2 separate regions of the Homo sapiens genome follow, and region 2 is linked to region 1. The links are chromatin contacts, found by Hi-C or POLR2A ChIA-PET in ENCODE. All regions are on one chromosome and are shown on one strand. The core of a region is the stretch at or near the end of the contact, and the rest is flanking DNA. Distances in the headings are between cores, read along the strand shown. Region 1 overlaps SLC22A23 (solute carrier family 22 member 23). Region 2 overlaps SLC22A23 (solute carrier family 22 member 23).

The links. A loop is a pair of places that touch in the nucleus more often than their neighbours do. ChIA-PET counts read pairs that join two places held with the same protein, here RNA polymerase II (POLR2A). Pooled maps may share reads with other maps.
Region 2: a loop to region 1 is called in a map of astrocyte of the cerebellum, with 5 times the contacts of the local background. The contact joins two enhancer-like sites. A Hi-C loop is called at or near these places in 6 of 168 maps with a recorded cell type or tissue (IMR-90, ascending aorta, astrocyte of the cerebellum and 3 more), 1 of 37 single-sample maps with no recorded cell type and 3 of 50 pooled maps. POLR2A ChIA-PET finds 5 or more read pairs at or near these places in 4 of 52 experiments (MCF 10A, Panc1, WTC11 and 1 more).

Annotation. Positions count from the first base shown.
Region 1 is chr6:3,294,160-3,296,859 of GRCh38, reverse strand. All of the region lies in intron 5 of SLC22A23 (solute carrier family 22 member 23), which reads left to right. Among named protein-coding and RNA genes, the nearest start is that of PSMG4, 37 kb to the right of the region's middle. RefSeq lists an enhancer at 1-155. Within about 2 kb of position 1,297, at least 2 of the 41 ENCODE cell types and tissues checked have a DNase peak (open chromatin) inside an H3K27ac peak, as active enhancers do.
Region 2 is chr6:3,425,772-3,428,471 of GRCh38, reverse strand. All of the region lies in intron 1 of SLC22A23 (solute carrier family 22 member 23), which reads left to right. Among named protein-coding and RNA genes, the nearest start is that of SLC22A23, 30 kb to the left of the region's middle. RefSeq lists an enhancer at 34-947. Within about 2 kb of position 1,436, at least 4 of the 41 ENCODE cell types and tissues checked have a DNase peak (open chromatin) inside an H3K27ac peak, as active enhancers do.

The DNA of each region.
Region 1 (2,700 bases), core at 48-2,547:
CCAGTTCAGAAGATCGGGGACACTAGGTCACTAGAAGCTCCTTGGTGCTGCCGTAGCTCAGCCAGGATGTCACCCTCTGCCTCAACTTGTGCAGGGCCGTGAGAGTCAGGTCACCCAGGCTGGACCACGTGCTGGGTGGGGTGGGGCCTACCCAGGGACGCCTGAAGCTTTTGCTTCGCTGGACAGAAGAAGGACATGAGCCAGGTCTGGTTGACATGAAGGGTGCTGAGTGCTGGTGCATCTGTGGTCCCTTTTTATCCAGGGACAGTGACGAGAAACACGATGACACTCACATGGCACTCACATTTCAGCTCCTTTTCTAAGTGATTTGCAAATATTAATTCATATTTAATATTTAGCCCCCAAGTGCTTCACGTGTATTATTTCTCCATGACAGCCTATGAGAGAGGCACTATAATTAGCCCCGTTTGCCGATGAGGAAACGGGAGCACAGAGAGGCTAAGCAGCTTCCAGAGGTCACACAGCTGCTAAGAAGTTGAGCGAGGACTTGTCCAGCAGGGGTGCAAAGTCCAGCAGGGGTGGCTTTGCCACGCTGCTCTAACATGAGGGAGAGCTCTGGATAGATACAAACTTCCCTGCGCTGAGTAGTGAGTACTCAATCCAGGTTTCTCCAGCGGGGCCATGCTTGCTCGTTTTGGACGGTCCAGATGGCTTTCCCAGATTTCCCCAGACCTCACTCGTTAGCAGGTTAATGCTCTTAGGCTTACAGTACAATTTGTTTGTGGCATTTCCCTAATTAAGTCATCACACTCTGCTTCTTTCACGTTAAAATATTGTCTGGGAATAGCTTGTTTTCTCAAATCCTAATTACACTGATTCATTTCCCTCCTATATTTGGAAAGTGGTATTAGATCCTTTTTAAAAATTTATTTCTTTGCTTATGAGTTTTGCTGGTGCTTATTTCCTTTCCAGAGTCCCAGGCAGGAGGCTGGGTGAGAGGCAGTTGGTGACATGTGACTTAACAAAGAGGATAGAGGCTTCACCTCCTTGGGGAGCGGTCCTCAGGTGGTGGCTCTGCCCCGCAGCCCTTCACAGTGGACTCTGCTCTCTTCCACCCCCAGCTGTCAGATGTGTTGATGGCAGCACGATTGGCAGGGCTGCTGAGTGTGGGGGAAGGCAGCGTGTCTTTCAGTTGCTACATCTCCCACTTCCAGCTTCCTCTGCCCAGGCTCAGTTTTCTGCATGGAATCTTCCTCCCATCACCCCATCTAATCCCACAGCCAACACCTGCTCCGAGCCTCGTGTCTGTCACCCTCTCGCGCCCTGGCCGGCTGGCTGGGCTCCCAGCTTTGTTCCATCCTCCCTGCCACCAGGTCACACATGATCTGATCACATCACCACCGGCTTCAAGCCTCTCCAGTGCCTCCCAGTGCCTTTCGGGTAGACCCCAGGTCCTCCAGGCCACTGCAGAGGCTCTGATCTCTGCCTCCCACCACCTCACACCCTGGCCTTCGTTTGGCTCCCAGGACACACCACCGTCTCCCTCTCCACAGGTCCCTCCCGGTGCACACTCCCTGTCCTCTCAGCTCCCCACTCTTGCCTTGCCCAGCTCCTCAGAGACCAAGTCAGCCCCCAGTTATTCACTGTTACAACTTCAGCACTTCTCCCCGCTTCCCCTCATCCCAGCTACGACGAGTAATTGCAGGGTTCCTTATTACTGCCTGTCACCCCTGCAGAGCGGCAAGGCCAGGCAAGGCAGGGCCCGTCTGTAGAGCCAGACACTTCTGTGCCCCCAGCAGCAGCCCAGCCGAAGGCCTGACGCGACGCGTAGCAGGTGTGCCATGAATATTTATGGGCTAAACGAACCCAGGACTCCTATAGGAAGGAAGGGTTAGGATTGCGGTTGCATTGCCACTGGGTAAGTAAGCGTCTCGGGCCTGGCTGGAGGTACGTGTAGGGGTCCAGTGGGGCTGCTCACTGCCCCATCAGTACATCCTAACCTTGGACTTATGCCGGGGGAAAACCTGATGTTCTCAAATTTCTTATTTCCTTTTCTCTTTTAAAGCTGTCCTTGGTTTATCTCCTAGCAAGTGTGAAGTTCTTACTGGCCTGTGCAGCTGAGTTTAGATATGTGGGTGTGTTCCTGAGCATCATTCTCTCAATGTCAGTCCTGCAACCTTCATATCACATAACGTGCCCAACTGCTGAGAGCACTCCTGTGTCATTAGTTCCTGAGGTTTTGAGCGTTTAAAGCAGGAGTAGAAGGCCCGCTGGTTCCCAATGTGGCCGTGTGGCCAGCAGCCTAATGCAAAAACGAGACCCGGGATGAGTGCCACACACGGCACTGTGCCTTCAGTTTCACAGGCTGAGCATCCCTTATCCAGAATGCTCGGGACCAGAAGTGTTTTGGGGATTGGATGTTTTGGGATTTGGGGATATTTGTATGATACTTACTGGTTGAGCTTTCCAAATCCAAAAATCCCAAATCTGAATGCTCCAGTGAGCATTTCCTTTGAGAATCATGTGGGTGCTCAAAAGATTCTCAATTTTAGAGCATTTCAGGCTTCAGATTTTGTAGAATCTCAAATGGTAGTAATGTAACTCAATGTAGAATGTCGAATGCTCAAATGGTAGTAAGATAAGCAAAAAGTCACTGGACAGTGACTGCCAGGCATCGGAGGAAGCGCTTCATATGTATCTCATCTGCATCTGAGCTTCATGAGGGAGAGGAGCCATTCT
Region 2 (2,700 bases), core at 187-2,686, 130 kb before region 1:
GCCCGAGACACTGATTGCAGTTAGTACTACAGCAGAAGGGCCTTCTCATGTTCATCCCTGGAGTTCCCCCAAAAGTTCACACCCTCCAAGTCCTGTAATTCCAACTCCACAAGTAACAGAAGGATGTCCCCTCAGGAGCTGGCCATCCGAGGCCTGTCACCAATATTAAAACACTGTACCACTCTGAGCAGCCTGGAGGGTGAGGAGGGGCAGGAAGGTCTCTGATAAGAGACTCTGGTGAGGGCCGCGACTTGGGCAGCTTTGCAGCCTCCTTGGCATGAGAGGGTCTCTGCTCCCTTTCTCTGTCCACTTACTGAGGCTTGAGTTGTGACATGTGTTCTCTACTCCTTTCGCTGTCCCATACGCATCTGGCCAGGCCCCGGTGAGTTCTCAGGGTAGTGATCCTGGCTTTGGCCTAAGGATGCTTTGAGGTTCTATCTGAGGAAACTCTTAGAGAGCTGCCTCTCAGTCCGCTTGTCCCCAGGATGCCGGAGGCACTGAAGTGGAAGGTCGGGAGCCTTCCTGGCTCACCCCACCTCGGGTGCAGCCGACCTTCTTCCTCTCCCGACCAGAGGGCGGGGGCCGGGAGCCAGCCTGCACAGTCACACTCTGCTGTCATGCTGCCAGTTTGGCACGGTGTTTTTAGAAGATTAATAGTTAGTTCAAAGGAAGAAAATAAAAACACACTCTTGGGTGTAATCGTGTTGTCAGCTTTTGAGAACCATCCTACTTTTTTTTTTCTTTTGGTCAGAAAAATAGTATATTTAAGGAATGATTGCAGGAAGTGTTGGAAACGAAGCTGTTGCTGTTCCCAGGATGCTGCTGAGGAGGTCAAAGTGAAGGGCACGGCATCCTGAGAGGTGGTGGGAGGACCTGAAAGCACGGTAGAGCCCCGGGTAGACCTGGACCTGCTCCTCCTTCAGCATCTCCCAGCTATGAACACAGCTGCTCCCTGGAGGGCGTCTTCCATCCTCGTCTGGCCCACTTTCTAATCTGGTGCTGACTATGCAGACAGGATGTAAAACTAGTAAAATACCCCTTAATTTGGGTCAGTTAGGGGTGAGGCTAAAATGAATAGCTCAGACTCTAAGTAATCAAAACCCTTTTTGAAGTAGTTTTATTACTCTCAGATCCAAAATGTTACTTACCAACAGACATAAGCCCCCGAGGACCTGCTTAACTGACAGACAAAATTAATGAGTAATAATCACTTTGTGCCGGTTACTGCACCAGGCGCATTCCCGATGTTATTTTTGACTCTTGTAACAACCCTCTGGTGAAGGTTTTGCGACTCCTACGTCATAGATGTTAAAACTGAGCCCCCACACGGTGAAAAAGCTTGCCCTGATGACCGCGGGGCGAAACTAGAAATAAAACTGGGGCTTATCAGGCTCAAACTCCGAGCTCTTAGCCTGCATCCCAGCTGTGCTTGACAGCACATTCGCAAGCTGGCTCAGACCCCACTTTAGGCTCTGAATTCCATGCTACCAGGCTCTCGCTTACCATGCGATGCCCTTCCTCAGAGACAGTGGTAAGCCAGAGTCCAACCCAATGAAGACAAAGTCCAAATGGGTAAAAACCTGAAGGATTATGCTGTCCTGTAGCAGCAGTCACACCTACTACAGCTGAGAACTACTATAGTTGAGTAACTTTGGGATGTGGAGTAGGCCCAGGGCAGCCTCCAGCTTTGTGTACCTTGTTTGTAGCTGGTTGGTGTTAGCTGTTTTCATGGAAAAGGTCATCATTTAGATCCACGGTTGTACTGGCTTCTAGTTTGAGCTAAATAAAGCAAGAAAAAAAAAGAGAAAGAAAGAAAAAGGCATCATGTCATCTTCAAGATGGTTACACCAGTGTTGAAACAGGAGAAAAACTGGTTTACCATCTCAGGTACTCTGATTCATATGTTACAGAAAAAGATGAGTATTTGGCAGGAAGCCTAAGAGTAGGTCTCAATTAAAATGTTAATTTTTTTTTTTTCCTAATCCTTCCTGTTGTAAGAGTTTGGGACTAGAATGAAGGTAGTACCACCACACTGACCATTAGATTAGCAGTTGTCCTGGCTTGGCAGTAATTGACTTGTGAAATTTGTTGGGAGAGTCATGCGTCCCTGTGCATCAGGTCACCCTGTCTGAAAATGACATTTTCCACGGCAGTCTGGTATGGAGCAGCTGAGCCCAAGGAAACCTGGGCTCTGCTCAAGTCTGACTTGGCTATAAGCTTTTTTAATTCTGAATGAGTCACTTCACCTCTTATTCAGTTTCTTTGTTTTTAAAATAGGGAGTTGATCATAACTTTTTTCAACATTTCAGTACTAAAAATTCTATTTAAAAAAGATACTGTGATATTAGTATCTTAAACAGCCATCATGTATCAAATATCTGCTATTCACAGACCCCTGACAAATTATTATTTGTTTAGTCACTGTAACAATGAAATAACACCGAAGCCTGTCCTGTTTTCAGTATGCTACTTTGCTTCTATATGCACATAAAGTGTATTGAATATTTGTCCAGACAAATGCTATAACCTGTAACAAATTAATATAAACCAGAGAATTGTATTTATTTGTATGAACTAGGGCTGTTTCTTTGAGTTTACTGGGGGAAAGAACCTGAGTTTCAATCAGATACAGATTTATAATTTATGTAAGAGACACTTGATCTTGGACTAGCATCACTTCTCAGCCTCAGTTTCTTCATC